2 separate regions of the Homo sapiens genome follow, and region 1 is linked to region 2. Evidence: chromatin loops called from intact Hi-C (ENCODE). Cell type or tissue: GM12878. All regions are shown on one strand. Links, peaks and the distances in the headings refer to the core of each region. The heading gives the core; the rest is flanking DNA.

What was found. Peaks named below come from ENCODE experiments on the same cell type or tissue, not always from the same donor. Only the 100,000 strongest peaks of a DNase experiment are listed, where the experiment ranks them.
Region 1: a loop joins it to region 2, with 3 times the contacts of the local background. A loop is called at or near these places in 3 of 110 quality-filtered maps.

Annotation. Positions count from the first base shown.
Region 1 is chr16:66,918,695-66,930,101 of GRCh38, forward strand. It overlaps RRAD (RRAD, Ras related glycolysis inhibitor and calcium channel regulator), which reads right to left and starts at 6,841. Exons shown (of 5, transcript NM_004165.3): 1 at 6,715-6,841; 2 at 6,116-6,500; 3 at 5,152-5,225; 4 at 4,822-5,026; 5 at 2,991-3,659. The coding sequence starts at 6,485. The coding sequence ends at 3,382. CDH16 (cadherin 16) reads right to left here and starts at 191. Exons shown (of 18, transcript NM_004062.4): 1 at 110-191. RefSeq lists enhancers at 2,948-3,471, 3,472-3,995, 8,461-9,660, 9,378-9,547 and silencers at 6,206-6,645, 6,776-6,835. In GM12878, for the core only: a CTCF peak has its summit at 6,343 (motif pointing left); no DNase peak of the experiment used is centred there; H3K4me3 peaks cover 1,021 bases; H3K27ac peaks cover 469 bases; H3K27me3 peaks cover 151 bases.
Region 2 is chr16:66,748,763-66,756,762 of GRCh38, forward strand. DYNC1LI2 (dynein cytoplasmic 1 light intermediate chain 2) reads right to left here and starts at 2,847. Exons shown (of 13, transcript NM_006141.3): 1 at 2,723-2,847; 2 at 2,511-2,584; 3 at 435-551. The coding sequence starts at 2,829. It overlaps TERB1 (telomere repeat binding bouquet formation protein 1), which reads right to left. Exons shown (of 19, transcript NM_001136505.2): 19 at 5,878-6,401. The coding sequence ends at 6,214. DYNC1LI2-DT (DYNC1LI2 divergent transcript) reads left to right here and starts at 2,990. Exons shown (of 2, transcript NR_133569.1): 1 at 2,990-4,138; 2 at 4,234-5,981. RefSeq lists a silencer at 2,475-3,274 and an enhancer at 2,488-3,203. In GM12878, for the core only: a CTCF peak has its summit at 3,134 (motif pointing left); no DNase peak of the experiment used is centred there; H3K4me3 peaks cover 3,209 bases; H3K27ac peaks cover 1,359 bases; H3K27me3 peaks cover 181 bases.

The sequences.
Region 1 (11,407 bases), core at 1,623-9,622, 170 kb after region 2:
AGGCCCTGGGAATTCTTTCCCAGATGGCGAGGACAGGGCAGTGTTTCTCCTTTCCCCACCACCAACCTCAGCCTCAGCCATGCCCTCCCCTCCACTCCCAGCCCCTCACCCTCCAGCGCCCAAGACTGGCTCCCTTGGTCCAGCTGCCAAGCAAGAAGAGAGCTCCTTCTCCAGGGGGCTCTGGCCAGGCTGGGCTGGGTGGGGCAAGGCAGGGCACTTGAGCAGGTAGGAGGGTTCAGCCACGCTTGCTCAGGAGTGGAAAAGGCCACTGGGCCCACAGCAGCAGGCCTGGCCCCGCCCAGCCCCCCAAGTTACTCATTGACTTTGGAAAGCCAGGAGCTGCTCAGCATCCGTGACTGCCAGCTCCAGGAGGTGGGGAGATGGTTGGCCTGGCACTCCCTCGACCCCAGCACAGCCCAGGAGGTATTCCTTGGCCCTCTGGTTCTGGACGTTACTTTTTCTGTGGCTCCAGACTTGGTCTGACTTATCTCCCAGGCTCCAGTGTCTGCAGCCACACCTTTTCACACTCTGTTCCTTTTGCATGGAACACCCTTCCCACTCATTCATCTGTGTGGTAAGCACCTGCTCATGCATGCTTCAGTGCTCAGCTCAAATATTCCTTTTTCCAGGAAACTTCCCCTATGTTCCCAGGCTTGTTCAGGAGCCTCCTCTGGGAATGCCCCTCCCCCTCACACCATGCCATGTGCTATCTCTATTAATACACAGAGGACACCAGCTTGTCATTGTCTGCCTCTTCCATTAGATTGGGAGCCCTTTGAGAGCAGAACTCAGGGACTCAGGAATGACCTGGCTCTCATTCTGCCCTGGCAGCTCCGCATGGCTTGTGGAACTAAGACAAGGAGCTGGAGGTTGCAAAGGATGGGTGAGCAGTACATGAGTGGAAGTGGGTATTGGGGCTCCAGACCACCCCCCCCAGGGGGACCTGTGGTGGGGGAGTGCAGCAGCCTATGAGCTCCCGAAGTCCTTACACTGGCCACTCAACAGTGACAGGGCTGAGACAGTGGGCAGTCTCATGCCCCTAAGAAGATTAAACTGGCTCAGGTGACCTTGAGGGAGTTGCAGGGCTGAACAGGGGCTCTCCCCGCAATGAGGGCAGCCAAGCAGAGCCAGGAGATGCTTCTGGGGCCTGGGAGTCTGGAATGAGGGGAGAGGGTGGGAAGAAGGTCTCCAGTCCCTCTCCAGCCTTGGAGCTTCCCATGGTCCCCACGAAGTCCTTCCCACTGTACATCTGATTAGTCTCTCTCAGGCCAGAAGCTACCCCCAGCTGCCCCCAGCCTTGTCACAAGCTGAGTGCCTGCTTCAGGGTCACTCTGGCACCCAGCCTGGAGCAGTGTAGTGTGGGGAGGTTGAAGGGGGTTTCACACGTGTTAAGCTCCTGCTCTGTGCCCAGCACTGCTCTGAGCACATACCTTCATTATGCCACATACTGCGTTCTGAAGGGGCATTGGGCACATGCTGGGGCACAGAGAAGCTGAGTGGTTTGCCTAGGGTCACACAGTCAATAAGTGACAGAGCCAGGAAGGCCTGGGGACCCTCACTTGATCTGAAAATACCATGCCTTCTGCATTCCTTGAAGTATGTGGGGAGGAGGGGCAGAGCAGCAACAGCTCTGAGCAGTTACCTCTGCCCTGGGGAGCACGTGGGTGAATCTCAGCGCTCCCCTGTACATGGAGGGGCAGCCCTCAAGCCTCCTCCTGCCATTCAATAAGCTGCAATCAGGATTCTAACCAGGTTGCCAGGGCTCCCTGGAGTCTGTGGAATGAATAAATTGAATAAATTGAACTAAGGAAGGAATGTATGGACCTTGGCCCAGAACCTTCTTAGAAACTGCCCCCCACCTTGCCCCAGGCTGCCTCCAGGCTTTGGAGATGGGCAGACCTGTATACCAGTCCCCACTCAGCCACTTCCCACCCAGCACCAGATGGGGATGGTTTTTCCTGAGACCATGTAGATAAAAACTCTTAGCAGCACTTGTGCCGAGGGTGAGGGAATGAATAAATTGAATAAATTGAACTAAGGAAGGAATGTATGGACCTTGGCCCAGAACCTTCTTAGAAACTGCCCCCCACCTCGCCCCAGGCTGCCTCCAGGCTTTGGAGATGGGCAGACCTGTATACCAGTCCCCACTCAGCCACTTCCCACCCAGCACCAGATGGGGATGGTTTTTCCTGAGACCATGTAGATAAAAACTCTTAGCAGCACTTGTGCCGAGGGTGAGGGAGCCATGGGCATGGGTGGGCAGGGAGACAGGTGCATCCCTAAACATAAGCACGAGTACACCTTCCTATACAAATGCAAGACCTCTCATTCCAGGCAGGGCGGGCTCCCGGCAGCTGTTCCCACCAAAACTGAATTAGCCAATGCTGAGCATGGAATGTTCTGGCCTGGATACTCATGGTAGAGAGAACAGTGAGTGCCTCCTCCGTAGCTCAACCCCAGTGAAGTGGTGGAGGAGCCATGTGGAGCTGTGTGTGCCTTCACAAACCACCCCTCGGAGGTCTCTATCCCCAACCTCAGCTGATTCCAGCCCCTCAAGAGGGAACAGGGCAGAAATACCAGCTGTGGAGCCAGATCCTGTCTGGTTGTGAGACCCAGGGTTCCTGCCTGGTTGTGAGACCCAGGGTTCCTGCCTGGTTGTGAGACCCAGGGCAGAATGTGCTCCCCTGAGCAGCCTGTTTCCCTTTATGGACAGTGAAGTGATTGAACCCTCAATCAGTTGGGCAACGCCAGGCCCCAGTGCAGAAAGAGAAGAATCTGGATAACAGGGACTGGGAGGGGTTTGTGTCTCCTGCTCCTTGAACCTCTAACCAGACCCGATGCCCATCCCAGCTGGCTAAATCTGGACCCTCACATTAACACATCATGGCCACACACTAGGGTGGGGCAGTGAGCCCCCATCCCTCAACTTCAGAAATCCTTCCAGCTCCTGAAGCGCCCAGATAGGAGGAAAGAGAGTCAACAGCCATGACTATCAGGAAATAGCCTTTATTACAAAAATCTGCATGTAAACAAATAGCTACCGCACTGAAGAGCCTCCCTCCAGGGCAGGCACACCCGGGCTGTGAAAAAAGGCAGAGTCCTCTCCCGGCACGCAGGCCTGCCCGGCGGCTGCGCTGCGGCTGCTTGGGACGCATATGAGCCTGCGCATGCATCTCTGTGGGCCCAGCCCTCACTGGCCCCTGAGAGCCACTTCGCAGGGCAGCACTGTCTATCTGTCCATGACCATGAGGTTGGGGGTGCCCGGCTGGCAGCTCCGAGGGACCCAGAGTCTGAGCCTGCTCTGAGGCACCCGGGGCAGTTGGCTGGGCCAGCCCACCAACCCTTCCGTTCGTCTCCCACCATAGTGGGAGCGGGTGGGACCTAGAGAACCGAGAGGTCGTGGCAGGACTTGGATTTGGCGCGAAAGGCCATCTTGCGGCTGTTACGAGCTACGATGCGGCCCAAGAAGCGCTTCGCCTTTTTGCCAAGGCTCTCTCGCCTCCGGGTGCCTGCTTGCCGTCGTGCGTTGGCTTCTTTGCTGTCCCTGCGCAGGCGTATCTGGCGCACGACACCTTCAAACAGCGCCTGGACATTGTGGTGCAATGCCGCTGATGTCTCAATGAACTTGCAGTCAAAGACCACCGCGCAGGCCCGGCCCTCTGTGTGGGTGGGGAAAGGCAGGCACCAGTAAACAAAGGGTGGGTGAATGAGGAGTCCCCTCCAACAGTGGCCACCCATGGAAGCTGCCACTCGAGAATTTGCAAGGTCCTCCCCGAAAACACAGAGACCCCAGCTCCTGTACTGAGGGTACTGGGCACTGCTGCGTCACCCAGTAGGCAGAGTGCCTGCATTTAAGGAGCCCCCAAAACAGTGGCCCTCAAAAGGAGATCCATTTATTGAAATAATTTGAAGCCTGATATTTAAACAAAGTACGACAGTAGTAAACACAGGAAAATGAGAACTATGTTGGACAACTTAGTATTTTATTTTATTTTATTTTATTTTTCTGAGATAGAGTCTCGCTGTCTCCCAGGCTGGAGTGCAGTGGCACAATCTCTGCTCACTGAAAGCTCCGCCTCCCGGGTTCACGCCATTCTCCTGCCTCAGCCTCCCGAGTAGCTGGGACTACAGGCGCCCGCCACCACGCCCGGCTAATTTTTGTATTTTTAGTAGAGATGGGGTTTCACCATGCTAGCCAGGATGGTCTCGATCTCCTGACCTCGTGATCCACCCGCCTCGGCCTCCCAAAGTGCTGGGATTACAGGCGTTAGCCACCCCCTGGCCCATGCCCCGCACAACTTAGTATTTTTTAATTCGAGGTTATATCATGATGAATGATCCAGTGGACTGGGGTTGCGGAGGCAAGGTCACCAAGTCACTGCTGGGTTCCTCTGAGGGGCTCAGTACTGGGGTCCACAGAAAAGGATGCTGAGGCCAAGTGGGAAGGGTCTTCCCCAGGGCCAAGTCTACTCTAAGAATGGCCCAGACCTAGCACACAGGCTCTGACCTCCTGGCCTGTTCCCCTACACTCTCTTCCACCCATTTACCCCCCCAACCAGCCAGGCCAGGACCAAGAGGGGCAGGAGAGGAGGGCCCTGCGGTGCCCAGCTCCCCTATCAGATTTGGTTCTTTCCCCAGCCCTCTGGGGCCTTCCGGAGCCCTGTGAGCAGGCACCAGCTCTCTCCCATTTCCCTCCCCGCCAGTTTTCTTTCTGAACATTTTTAGCCTCTGATGATCCCCAGGGACTCAAGCTGAGCCAAGACTGCCTGGATCAGGGCCCAGCTGGGCTCTCCCTCCCCCTGCAACCTGCCGCCTACTCACCATCCACCGAGACCTCACGAGAGCGCACCAGGTCGCTCTTGTTGCCCACGAGGATGATGGGCACATCATCTGTTTGCCGTGCACGCCGCAGCTGGACCCGCAGTTCTGAGGCCTTCTCGAAGCTGCCCTTGTCCGTCACTGAGTACACAATGACATAGGCATCCCCCATGGCCATGCAGTGGCCGGGCAACCAGCGGCCCCCGTCCTGGAGAACACACAACACACATCTGCCCAACAGTCCTCATGCCCCCGACACGAGCCTGGCACTCCCAGACCTCTAACCCAACTCACTCCTCCCTCCCCTGCCCTGGGTCTCTGCTTGCACCCTACCTGCTCCCAAATGTCGTAGACCATGAGTGATGCCTCTTCTCCGTCCACTACAATGGAGCGATCATAGGTGTGCCCTAGGCAGAAGGCCAGTAGACAGGTTACCAGCTGGTTGTCAAAGCCGCTGCTGCCAGGTTTCCTGTTCTGGCCACACCCTCCAACTCTTCCCCAGAGCCCTCCTTACCCTCCACTCCACTTGCAGATGCTGGTATGTGGCAACAGCAGTGCCAGGCAGGGAAGTGGGGGCTGGAGGGCATGGTGTGCCTGACCTCCACCCACATGCCCCCCCTGGGGACCTTGGCCACCTAGGGCTCCTCTCTTAGAAATCCCTCTGGTTAGAAACTCTGACCTGTCCCTGATAGGCAGGGAGGGATGTCCAGTCCCATCCCACAGAGTAGCCATATCTATGCCCTGGCCTTCTACTCTGGGCATTTCTTCCCTACCAAAGGCTGGGGGGTGTCCCTTCTCCTTTCCTTTCCCCATTTATGAAGTGGGTAGGTAGAGGCATGATTCTGAAAGCGCCAATAGAATTCCACAGTATTGGCCAGGTGCGGTGGCTCACGCCTGTAATCCCAGCACTTTGGGAAGCCAAGGTGGGCGGATCACGAGGTCAGAAATTCCAGACCAGCCTGGCCAACATGGTGAAACCCCAACTCTACTAAAAACACAAATATTAGCCGGGCGTGGTAGCAGGCGCCTGTAATCCTAGCTACTCTGGAGGCTGAGGCAGGAGAATCCCTTGAAACCTGAAGGCGGAGGTTGCAGTGAGCCTAGATCGAGGCCACTGCACTCCAGCCTGGGAAAAAGAGCGAAACTCTGTCTCAAAATAATAATAAAATAATAATAATAATAATAATAACAACAACAACAACTATAATTCCACGGTATTTGCGGCTTTGAGTACCGGTCTCAGCCCCTAGTCCTAGCCCCGGGATCGCCCCTCCCCTGAACAGCTGGGTCCCCTCACCTGCTGCCTCTGCTTCAGGCCCGTCCTCCACACCGCCGAAGATGCGCGCCAGGGCGCTCTTGCCCACGCCGGGCGCCCCCAGCAGCAGCACCTTGTAAACGCTCTCGTCTGAGTCGCTGCCCCCTGAGCTGAGCGAGTCCTCGGAGTCCTCGGGCCAGTCCAGCCTGGGACCCTGGGTCCCCGTCCCGGCCGCGGCCGCCGTCAGGGCACCCGGGGTCAGCGCCGCCTGCAGGTCGCGCTCGTCCACCGGCATGCTGCGGCGGTGCAGCGGCGGGGCGGGGCCCCAGGGTGTGCTGCCCCGACGGCGCTCGCGCTCCTGGCCCCCACCGCGGCTCCCGCCCGCTCCGCTGCCGCCGCCGTTCAGGGTCATCGCGTCCGGGACCGTCTAGGGGATCAGGAACCCGAGTGGCCGTGTAAGCCGCGAGGGAGGCGGGACCCGGGGCGCACCTGCCCAACCCGGAGTCAGGCGGGATGCTCCGGCCGAGGTCCCGCCGCAGCCCTCCCCCAGCCCCCAGGTCGCGGCGCCCTCACCCGGGACCCCTCCGGACCTGGCGCATCCATCTGCAGCCGCCCCGACCCCGCTCCGCCAGGACACTCACCCACTCGCACACAGACACGCTCAGGACTAGGATCCGGATTAGGAGGCCACGCACTCGTAGTCCGGACTCGGACTTTAGGGTTTCCGCCGCCGCTGCTGCTGCAGCCACCGCCTTCTCAGCCCGCACTGGGCTCTGGCTCCAGAGCCGCCTATTTAAGCCTCCACCCGCCCCCGCTCCCGCCCCCGGTCCACGCTGCTGCGGGGGCTGACGTGTCTGTCCACCCCCACCAGGGGAATCCCCCACCCTCTTCCTCGGACCTTACATCCCCGACACCCCGCCCTACCCGCCAGGGGAGTAGCGGTAGCTGTCTGGGAATAGAGGGGCTGACCGGTAGGCGAGGTCCGGAGCTGAGGGTGTGTGTGAGAAGGAGAGAGAGAGCGAGGTTGCGGGGGGAGTACGTGATGGGGAGGCAGGCAGCGGGGTAAACCCAATCAGCCAAAAGCAGCAACTGCCCTCTGGAGAAGAATTCGGTCTGGCCCCGTGAGACTGAATTCTCCCTTTCCTCTCCCCAAGTCCCGGCTCGTCCTTTTAGCAAGTAAGCTAGTTACAGGCTGGACAGAGATCCCCCTTCTCTGCCCATGACACCCACTCCCCATAGGCTCAGGTCTGAGCTAGAATTTAGGGGGTGTCCTAAATTCACACAAAATCCTTTCCACTCCCCATCCTGGAGTTGAAGATTCTCCCTAATGAGCCTAACCTTCAGTGTGAGGGTTGGTGTCACCCCATGAGCCCCTGGGGGCCCTGAGAGGGCTGTTGGGGGTGGGGGCAGCTCTGACAGAGTTGCAGGTGGAGATGCCTGCTTGAACCCTGGGGAGGATACCCCAGCCCAGAAGAGGGAAGGGATTAAACTCAGTCCCCATCCCACCTCCCAGCACCCACCAGGCAGCTGCCAGCAACTCTGCTAAAAATAAATAATCTGCCCCAGCCCTGGCCCTGGCCGTGGCTCTGGTTATTCTGCTCCTGGACTGGAAGTTGCCCAGAGTTGGGGAAATCCAGGCCAATGGGTGTTGAATGCCAGCAGGAGCCAGCCACTTCGAGTCGTCAAGGTCTCCCTTCTTCCCTCTAGCTGTAGGCTGAGCCAGCCACCCAGGGCACATCCAGGGCCTGGAGGTTCAGGCCCCCACCCAAAAGGGGCATAAACACAGGGTGTGGTCAAGGCATGAGGAGTGTCTTAGCTCCCTGCTCATCTCTCAGGGGTCTGAGGGTTGCAGGTCAGGCTGTGAGGTATTTTGTGACAGGGACCTGCTATCAGACTGTGACATCTGATTGTGACAAGTGTGGTGGGGGTGGGAGGGCATCCATTTGGGGCTCAGGTGACATCACAGATGGATGGACCCTGGTGGGCTGTGGTAGGTTGTCATGGAGACCTGGGCCAGGCTCTTTGGCTGCTGCATCAGTTTCCTTGGCAACGCCTAAGAAGGCCTTGGATTGAGGAGGGCCTGGCTCGGTAAGATTAGGGCCCTCTTGTCCTTGAGGTCTTCAAAGTAGGCAAAAGCTGGGCTGAGGGGTGGCCTGCCCATGGTCCTAGGGGATCTTGGAGGCCTGAGCATCCCCATGCTGGTTCTGGCTTCCTGAACGAACTCCAGTGGGAAGAGGAAGTTATGGGCAGAGCCTCCCGTTAGCAGGCAAGTCTAAAGAGCCACCACACACTTCCCATGAGGAATCCTGGCTGGGCTGCCTGTGCCCCCTCCAACCCCATGACTGTGCCACTGGAAAGAGCCTCCTCTGGGTGTCTGGCAGAGGGCGAGGGTGGGGGGTAGCTGTGGCCCTTCCCAGCAGGGGGCCATGCAAAGAAGGAGGGCTGGGTTTCCCCTCTGGCAATCTGAGCTCTTGACCTCAGCAGTGTTTCTTCATTGCCAAGGGAACTGCAACCACAAAGGGCCACTCAAGCCCCAGGCATTCCAGTGGCTGCTCCAACAGGCCAGAGACACTCACCACAAGCTAGATATGGCCAGGGGCCCCAGGGATTAACACCAGGACACAACCTTGAGACACCCCCACTCCCACCACCTGGTTCTCCCAGCTCTCTGGGCTGAGCATGGCTGCCCAGGAGGAATAAACTGAGGCTAGAACCACTCCTAGGTCCGCCCGGGCTTCAGATCCCAGCTGTGCTCCTTGCTAGCTGTTTCACCTGTGTCCATTTATCTAGGCTGAGCCTCAGTTTCTCCAGTGTAGAACAGGGATCACCTCTTCCTGATGGTTATTATAAGACAAAACAAACATGAAATGCAGAGGCACAGTAGTTGGCTCAAGTCGGGCACACAGTAATATCTCACTAAGAGCACGTTTATCATGATCATCCTTCGTTGGATGGGGCAGGTTAGGTGAATTTGTGGTCCCTCTCCTGTTTCTGCTCCACTCTCTCCAGGATGGTGGTCTGTCCAGGAGTGGGGCAGAGGTCTCAGGAACAATGCAGATACCTCTCCCCTAGCCCCATACCCATGTCTCCTCTCTGTAGGACCCCACACTCTTCCCCGTCCCTCAGGTGACAAGATGCTGCAGAGGGAACTGGGCTGGGCTTCAGTGTCCCCACCCCCTCCTCACACCACAGCCTTCAGGCCCCAGAGCCTCTGCTGTGTTCTAAGGCCCAATGCATTCATTCATTCCGCGGTCCTGTACTAAATACCTACTGTGTGCCAGGCCCTTGTGCTGGGGGCAGGATGATGAGCAAAAATAGACATGGCCGGGCATGTTCATACATGTCATCTAATCCCTGGGTCAAACTCAGCTATGATTTGTTGTTCCCATTTTGTAGACATGGTAACCAAAGCCTGAGGAGTCACAGGCCAGAAACAGCAGAGCCAGACATACCTGGTGGAGGGTTTCAGGAACCTCAAACTTCACCATCCCCTGTACCCTTGTGTCCTCAGATAGCATCTGGGGTTCCAGAAAGTTCCCTGGGCACTGGCCCAGGATGCACAGATGGTGGCCCTGCAGGCAGCCAGGGGCCAGGCACTGATGAGTCAAGAGTGACAAGAGAACTATCTGATATGTCAGCTGTGGCATGAGCAGTTTGGTGTCCCTCACCCACCATGGCCTGGCTGCCAGGAAGGCCAGCCAAATGACTCAATCACACCTGCCGCCCCCATGACTCCCTTCATCCCCAGCTCAACACAGACACCATGGCCACCTCAGACAGGGACTGTCCGGCAGAAGGTACACACGTCGTAGGGTGTGAGGCCTTCAGCTCGGGAAGGCTCCCTGGGGCTCAGCTGTTCACTCTGCCTCTCTGGAGCCCTCAGCTTCCTCATCTGTGCGGGATACAGTGCCTAGATCATCAGAGCTAGGCCTAGACCCATTTAAATCTCCCAAGGGCAGTCCCAAGTGGTTGCCATGACTATCCCCCTCACAGATGAAGAAGCTCTGGGCAATAGGGGCTGATGGCTTCACCTCTCTGATCTTAGGTAGCCAGATCCAGCACCTCCTCTTGGTCATTAGGTGGCGAGGCCACTCCCTCCTAAGAGTGAGCTGAGTGGGAGCAATAGGAGTTGGGGTTCAGGATGGGCTTAGCCCCTTCTGTAGGCAACGGCGCCCCCTGCCAGCTGCACAGCACCTATCAAGCTGCTCAGGGCCTCCTTTACTCCCTAGCTGTAAGTTTTTTTTTTTTTTTGAGACAGGGTGTTGCTCTGTCACCCAGGACGGAGTGCAGTGGCACAATCATAGCTCACTGCAGCCTCAACCTCCTGGGCTCAAGCGATCCTCCCACCTCCGCCTCCCGAGTAGCTGGAACCACAGGCATGCACCACCATTCCCCACTAAATACACACACACATTTTATTTTAGAGACAGGGTCTTGCTATGTTGCCCAGGCTTGCCTCAAAATGCTGGGCTCAGGCGATCCTCACATCAGCCTCCCAAAATGCTGGGATTACAAGTGTGAGCCACCGTGCCCGGCTAGATGTCTTGAGAAGTAAATTAGAGTTGTCCCTTGGTATCCACAGGGGATTGGCTCCAGGATCCCCATGAATCCCAAAATCCATGAATACTTAACTCCTTTACATATATTTTTTTACTTTGTTTTTTAAACTCAACTTCAGTGGCTGAGATCAAGTCTCTTATATAAAATGGCACAGTATCTGCATTTAACCTCTGCACATTCTTCCATATATTTTAAGTCATCTCCGGATTACTACTGTAATACCTAATACAATGTAAATGCTATGTAAGTTGTTGTTAGACTGCATTGTTTAGGGAATAACAACAAGAAAAAAAGTTTGTACATGTCCAGTACAGACACAGTCATCCTAGGCCTAACTACATTTTCGATCCACAGCGGGTTGTACCCATGGATGTAGAACGCATGGATAATGGAGGTCTGACTACATTTATTCTAGAAGCCCATTTCCTGTCCGAAAATTGGGGATAAAGAATAGCAAGCGAGGTGTGATGGCACATGCCTGCAGTCCCAAGAATTCAGGAGGCTGAGGCAAGAGAATCCCTGGAACCCAGGCATTCAAGGCTGTAGTGTGCTATAATCATACCTACGGATAGCCACAGTACTCCAGCCTGGGCAACATAGCGAGATTCTGTGTCTCAAAAAAAAAAAAAAAAAAGAGAGAGAGAGGATAGCAATTGCTGCATAGGGCTGGATGGAGAACTGACTAGATAGTAAGTGTAAAGCCCTCGACTGAATTCCACTCTTAGGATAGGCTCAATGCTGTCAGCAGGCCCTCAAGAACAGATCTGCAAAATG
Region 2 (8,000 bases), core at 1-8,000:
AGGAAACTCTCCTATTAACATATGTTAAATTGTTACACTCTAAACCACACCAACTTCGGATTCTCTACTAGAACCAGGCAGAGTAACAATGGTCCCCAGGACAGCCAAGCATTTCTCTCATATAAAACTCCAAAGCTTTAAAAAATCTTTCTTACCACCTTTATGGGTTAAGTAAAAATTTATCTTCAGTATCTCTTTTTAAAGGCAGGCTAGCCAGAGCAACAGCTAAGTGTCCCATTCCCCAATTTTGCTAACATACTCTATAAAGGGGGTTAAGTCCTGCAAAAGATACGTACTTCATCTATTCTGTGATTAACTCTCTGAGAACCAAACAGAAAACTGAGAATGCCTGGCCATGCTGCAGGAACTGCACCCAAGGAAGCAGTCAGAGTCCTGCATACACCCCCTTACCATGGGACCAATGCTTCACTCACCATCTCGGTCCTCATCATGGACACTGAGGTAGAGATATTCTAGGCCTCTTCCTTTTTTGCCATGCTCAGCTCCTTGTAGTTTAGTCATGAGGGTTGTTTTACCAGAACCATCTTCACCTACAAAGGATGTTTGCAAGACAAAGGTGTACTGTTTATTCCGGGCAAGGATGGGGAGGCATGACACTCACATGACACGGAGAAACTAAGAATTTCATGCAAAGTCTGCTGTTGAAGTCTCACCTGCTTTCATAAACAAAGGACTTTGCTGGAAGAGTGGTTGGGAGGGTGGGGAGGAGAGGGTGGTAAAGGCAGCAAATTCCAAGATCTAAAATGACATTCTACTGCAGTTATCCTTACTTCAAAAGGGAAATAATGAGGCAGGTCCACAGGCCCTATCTATAATTTATAAGACATGCATTCGGAGAAGTGAAAGTAAAAGGTAGGGTTAGTTTCTCACAAGAAAAAGTTTCACCACAAGAAAAACAAGAAATCTTCAAAATATGATACAATTAACCTAAAAGTCCAGGTACTGTGAACTAAAAAAAGTCTGATCCTGCTTCACAATGGTGAAGAATGGAAGTTATTCACTTTTGATTTTAGTACATCTCCTTCACAAACATTCTGAAGGCTAAGAAACTGACGAAAATAATTATAGACCTAGCAAAACTCTTCAGTACAATCTCAGTTAATTATTAAGCACTTCTTCATCTCCCTCCACCCAAACAACACCCCCCTTCCCCGGATCCTTAAACATCAAGGAGAACCATCGCCAAACATTACTAGGCACTTCTGCCATTTAATAATATGGAATTACAGAACATGAGAATTGAAAGGCAGTCAGTCCACAGATCAAAGACCTCCTCTCCATCTCCAATGCCTCTACCTTATTCAGGCCCTCTGCATCCAGACCAAGGTGAGGACCTGTCAGCCTGACTTCAGTACCTGCTCATTTTGAGCTACTGTCCCTCTGCAGGCAGCGTTCTTTCTAAAACTCAGATCTGGTGATCTTGATCCCCCACTTCTTGAAGATCTCTAAGGGTCCGGTATTACCTACCACAGTCAATTCCTGAGAAAGGTCACACATTCTAACAGTAGGAAAACTACCAAGGCAGTGATTCCCATGGGAATTGGGGGATGGAGGTGAGATAAAAGCCATTTGAAAAATCAGAGAACTTCAGGAAACAGCACTAACTCTTCAGCCTTCCCACAATCTGCCCCCAACTTACCTTAGCAGCCACCAACCACAAGGCGCTTCTAGCAGTTTCCAAACCCCACACCCTCTTGTCATCTGTGTCCCTGCATACTGACACTTTTCTGCAAAATACTCAACCCCCGAATCATCCTCCTTCACCAGCTCTAAGCAGTGTAATGCTTCCACAATAATCGGCATGGTGCAATGCAATCACCAATACATCTGTCTTCCACCAGACTGAGATTCTTCTATAGTGTTTAAGAGTCGCCTATGCTGAGCCTGTGCCCAGCCCACAGGTCCCAAGCAACAAATGGACTTGCTGTGTGAATGTACCCAAACTCCCTCACTTGAGGAGAGTGAGGCCAGAGGGAGTAAGGGACCTGACTCAGGTAACCTAGCAGTGAGGGCTAGCATAATGGAGGAAACGTCCCCAGTGCTGACTCTCTGTCCTCTGCAAAGTCCCTAAAACCTCGGACTATGCACTACTGATGAGGCTCAAAGAAGGCTCCCGTGGTCATTTCCCCACAGCTCCGAGCCCAGGTCACCTCGTTCTCCCACCTTCTCCACCTAATCTCATCTACTAGCTTCCCCTCTCCACGACCTCAATTTGGTAACCGTCGAGGCAATGAAGGCATAGAGGGCCAAGTGACTGAAACAATATGCCGACAACCCCAAAGCACCACTACGCTCTCCAAAGAGGGCAGCATCCCACCCTCAGGCGCTGGAGGCTTGACCACTCTCCAGCTGACCGGCCAGGGCCGACGGTCCCTTTCCCGCCAGGCTGCGGGCAGGCGGCTGGAACGGGGAAGGCGGGGACCTGAGGGAGGGGCGCCCGCCTCGCCCACCCCAGCGACCTGGGGCAACGCCCCGCCGCCGGCGCTCACCGAAGACCAGGATGTTCTTGCCGGACGGCAGCTTGGACCTGGCGCGGGTGGACACTTCGCTCAGAATGGAGGACCTGTGGCGACAATGGCAAGAGTGGTCAGCCCCGGGCCGGGCTGGGATGGCCCGGCTCGCGTCGGCCCCTCAGTGTGTCCGACGGTCCGGCCCAGAGGCCGCGCCCCCCACGGCCCGGCCCGACCGCCCGCGGCCTCACCATAGGCTCTGGCCTTCCTCCTCCTCACTGGTCAGGTCGCCGGCGGCCGCCACCGCGGGCCCGTTGGGACCTAGCAGCAGCTTCTTCTCCACCCCCACCGGCGCCATCTTGCCAACTGCAGCCACAAAGAGGGCCCTCCCCCGGGCCCGCCGAGGACCCGCGAGGACCCGGGCCGGGCCGCCCCCCGCTCGCCGTCCCTCGCGCCGCGCCGCCCGCCGACCTTGCCGCGGCGACTGCGCCGCCCAACGTGTCCTCTAGGTCTGCGATGGCCACGGGCTCCCACGGGTTGCGAGGCCGCCGAGGTGGCGGGCGGCGGTCAGGCAGCCGCCGGGGCAGCCATGCGCGGGGAGGCGGTGGCAGGGGCGGGCACCGTCCGGACCGAGGGCGCGCTGGCGGCCTCTGCCGGCTGAGGGGCGCAGCGCAGCACCCCGCCACGCTCGCCGATTCCCCTGCGCCGTCGCGGGTCGGGCAGCCGGATGACCGACCCGAAAGCCTAGGCTTTGGGAATGAGACTGATGGACACAAAAGCGCCATTTATCTAGAGCTCACCATGTGCCAGAGTCACACATTATCTCACTGAATCTTATCTAACCCTTTCACAGATGAGGAACCTGAAGCTCAAAAAATTTAAGAAACCCACCCAAGGACCCAAGGCTAGAAGATAACATTCGGTACTTCTAATTTATTCCCCAACCTTGGACCATTATATCATGAACTTGGCCTAACCCTACTCAAGCCCTGCATTGAAAGACTAGCCTTAAGGAAGACCCCAGAATCCTCATAAATATCCTGCATTTCCCCCTCCTCCTCCGAAGACTAAAGACTGTGAAGTAGTGCTCTTGACCGCAGTGCATAATACACTTGGCTTTGCTTTATTAACATGCTTTTTAAAATGATGTTTTCAGGGAGCCAGCATTTCACACCAGAAGAGGAGCCCTTAATTTCCTTGGGGGCCAGCTGGCAGGTGCAGAGCGGGGAGAAAAATAAAAGGAAAGGGGATGGAAAAGGGAAAGAGCGGAGAGTAACCGAAGGAAAAACATACATTCCATTATCAAGCTTAATTTTAGGTGTGGCCTCTACTTGAGGGCTCTTGCCATTCTCTATGGAAACAGGCTAACAAGACATTTCTAAATATCACAAGGAAGTGGAATGTGGCAGAAAAGCACCACCTAAGTAGGTTTCAGATGAGTAGGATTGTGATCCTGATGCCAAAAAATCTGGCGGCATGAATTACGGGATAAAACAAATGGGCATATCATCTGCCAAACTGGATGTAAGGTTTAAACAAGACGAGAGTGAAAACCCACTGAGTTCCTCCCTTGGAAATCTGGGAAAATCAGGCAAAGTGCCAGAAGTCCTAAAAGGGCAAGCAGTGCTGAATTTTCACAGGACAGAAGATGGAGATGAAAATTACAGGCCAGTGAGCTTAATCAGCACTAAGTGAAATTTTGTGATTAAACACTAAAGGAAAAGAGAATACCAGATTTACACAGTATCTTTCTTTTTTGCAGGAGTACCAGGTAGGCGGATGCTGCAGATACAGCAAATGCAGATTTCAACAGGGCATTTGACAATTCACATCTTAGATGCGAAAGTGAAATCAATGCTGGATGATAGCACTGAGGCTTATTAAAGACTAGCCCAGAGGTGGCTGATGAAGAGGAGGGACCAGCAGATGAGGCTGCTAGGGGCCTGCCCAAACCTCCTGCCCTGGCCAGCCAATTCAGGGTGCCATCAGTGACTTGGATAAGAATACAGCAGCAGTCATGGAAGTTGTGGATGACCTGAAGCAGGAAGGGTTGCCTTATCTACTGCATGACAAACTGAGCAGAGACTAAATCTAACAAGTTGAAATTTAGCAGGAACTATTAAAGTCCTGTGGAAGAGTTTAACAAAAAAGCATAGGAAGGCCAGGTACGGTGGCTCACACCTGTAATCCCGGCACTTTGGGAGGCCGAGGCTGGCGGATCACTTGAGGTCAGGAGTTCCAGACCAGCCTGTCCAACATGGCCAAACCCCGTCTCTACTAAAAATACAAAAAAAAAAAAAAAAAATTAGCCAGGAATGGTGGCATCCGCCTGTAATCCCAGCTGCCTGGGAGGCTGAAGCACGATAATTGCTTGAACCCAGGAGACAGAGGCTGCAGGGAGTTGAGATCACACCACTGCACTCTAGCCTGGGCGACAGAGTAAGACTGTCAAATAAAGTAAAATTTAATTTAAAAATGCATAGGAATAGGATAGGAAATTATTTGAAATAAAAATGATAATCTAAACGTCATTACTGTATTAACTATAATCTAAGAGTTGGTCATGTAGAATGCCAAGAAACATCTTAGGGTAGAACCCATAAAACCTCACTGATGCTAACAAAGAAGCTAGCCCCCCATGCCAGTCAGGCTGGATTTCTTAGGGTGACATTTCTGGACACATTTTGCAAAGACAGAGGTATCCAGTGGTCAGTGACTAAACTCATAAGGGGACAAGACATCGTTCTGCTGCAACATGAAGTAACTAGGGCTCATCAGTATGAAGGATAAAGATACAGAGGGAGAAGAAGGGAAAGTGTAGACATTTCTGAAAAGCTAAAGCAAATAAACATACACCAAAAAGAAGTGAACCTGACTATATGATGTGGGAGTATTCAAAGCAACTGCATAATTAGTCTTTAGAAGAAGAAACTTTTTTTTTTTCCTCTAGGATACTACAATAAACAATAGAAGAGGAAACTTTTTTAAGAGATAGGGTCTTGCTCTTGTCCAGGCCAGAGTACAGTGAAACACTCATAACTAACTACAACCTCGAACTCCTGGGCTCAAGCGATCCTCCCACTTCAGCCTCTCAAGTAGTTAGGACCACAGGGGCATGCCACCACATCCAGCTAATTTTTAAATTTTTTTGTAAAGATAGGGGTCTCACTATGTTGCCCAGGCTGGTCTCAAACTCCTTGCCTCAAGTGATCCTCCCACATTGGCCTCCCAAAGTGCTAGGATTACAAATATGGGCCACCACCACAGCCAAGGAAACATTTTAATTAACAAAATGTCAAATATTGATTTAGTGTATGGGAACCTTAGTTAAATAGCTTGGGGAACTATTCTTTCTGAATTCTGGGGAGGGACTTTTGTACCATATAAAAATACTAAAATCCAAATGTCCCACATAGTATTTATTGCAATATAATGTCAAATAACATTTAAAGGCTAATTCTTTTCTCTGTGTCCTTTAAGCTTAAGGAAAAATAAAAGCATATTCCTAAACAAATGTTTGATCTTATGAAGGAATTTTCTTACTAATCTGTACACTGATGATATATTTGCTTTATAAATCATTGTAATTTGATGAGTTTCAGCATCACAAAAACTGTTTAATGAAAACTGTATCCTCATTTCCACATTCCTTCTCATGAGAGTTTAGAAAAATACTTTAAATGTATCTTTCAAGGCACTGTATTTTAAGAATCCAAACTAAAAACTGACAGTCTTCTTTCAATCAAGAAGCTGCACACGTGGGGTGTTTGGTCAGCTTGTGGTATTTGTGAGCAAGGTCCACAGCCTTCCGTCCTTGCTGAAAGGGGAAAGACCACAAAATTGAATTCCAGTGATTTCCCATTTTCTTAACTCCATTGAAAAGGTAATTTACTTCTTCTTCAGTAAAGTTTTTGCGAATTCTTCTTTTTTCTATAATTAGAATTGTAGAATATATTAGTATTTGCTGAACAAAGGTCCTGAGATGCAAATAAGTGCTTATTTGGATATGCTTAACTTATACCTAAGGATATAAACTACAGAGTGAGAAATGCCAGGGCTTCTCATCATGTGGAAACCCACTTCAATTTTAAAAACCTGAGTGCCTAATATTAAGCTAGTTGCTATCACTGTGACTTCTTCAGTAATTATAACTTAATTGACAGTAGTAATACAACATCTTTCAGTCAAGAAACAAAAGTTTATAAACATTTGATTGTTAATTCAACATTCCTGTGAGGACAGTTAACAAACATCTTACCGGCCAGGCACGGTGACTTATGCCTATAATCCCAGCACTTTGGGAGGCTGAGGAAGGTGGATTACTTGAGGTCAGAAGTTCGAGACCAGCCTGGTCAACGTGGCAATAATCTCTCTCCACCAAAAATACAAAAAGTAGCCAGGCATGGTGGCACGTGACTGTAGTCCCAGCTTCTCGGGAGGCTGAGGCACAAGAATTGCTTAAACTCGGGAGGCAGAGGTTGCAGTGAGCTGACAGCACACCACTGCACTCCAGCCTGGGCGACAGAGCAAGACTCTGTCTCAAAATATATAAATAAATAAAAATAAAAAACAGCTTACGTATCTTAGAGATACAGTCTTCCCAAAGGGCTCCATAACTTGATAGAATAGAAAAGAATATCAACACTTGTTAAATATTAGGTTTGATAATATTTTTAAGAATAAGGGTCTTTTGAAATTTGCTTTTAAAAACACATGGTCAGCTAGATCAAAACTCAAAATATAGGCTGCACAATGAGGAAGGAAGTTTTTAACTATTTGGTTTTTAAGGGATACTTTCTATAAAGAAAGAATATACAGCTGGTATCTGTAAACAAATATTTTCTGGTGATGATTACTAGGAAATAGTTTTCTTTAAGCTTTTTCATTCATTATTATCTCATCTTATCAATGTGGGTAGATGCTGGTGAGGAGAAGTTTTCTGTATTTCCAGTTGAGGCTGTTATTTACTTTCGTAGTACTGGGTGCAGTTGTCCTGGGTCACCCTTAGAAAACCTTGCCCTTGCAGGCCAAGACAGCCATTTGTTTACCTTTTCTAAGAGCCACAGTTCAGACCTTTTAAAACAGATGAAAAAATCTTCCCAGCAGAAGGTTATCAGTGTAAATGTCTGATTATTACTTAATAGTATTATTTAGAATGTAAGCTCCATGAGGGCAGCAATTTTGATCTATTTTATTCACCATTGTATCCCCAGTGCTTAGAATAGTATCTGACACACAGTAGGTAGTCAATAAATACTTGTTGAGAGAAAAAATTTATTGGTAAAACTATCTCAAAGCTTATCAATGAAATTATTCTTTCATTTTGGGTGTACTGGAAAACTGTGGCTATCCAAGAAATAGGTTTCAACTTCCCTTGCTAAATGATTTGAACCCATAATAATCAGGACTAGATTGGTTACTATAACTTTCAGGATATTGAGCCCTGGAGTTGATCATGTAAAGCCCCACTTTTCCATTGTGGCTGCCATCTCCCTGACTTTTATACTTAATATCTGTGCCCAAATCTTC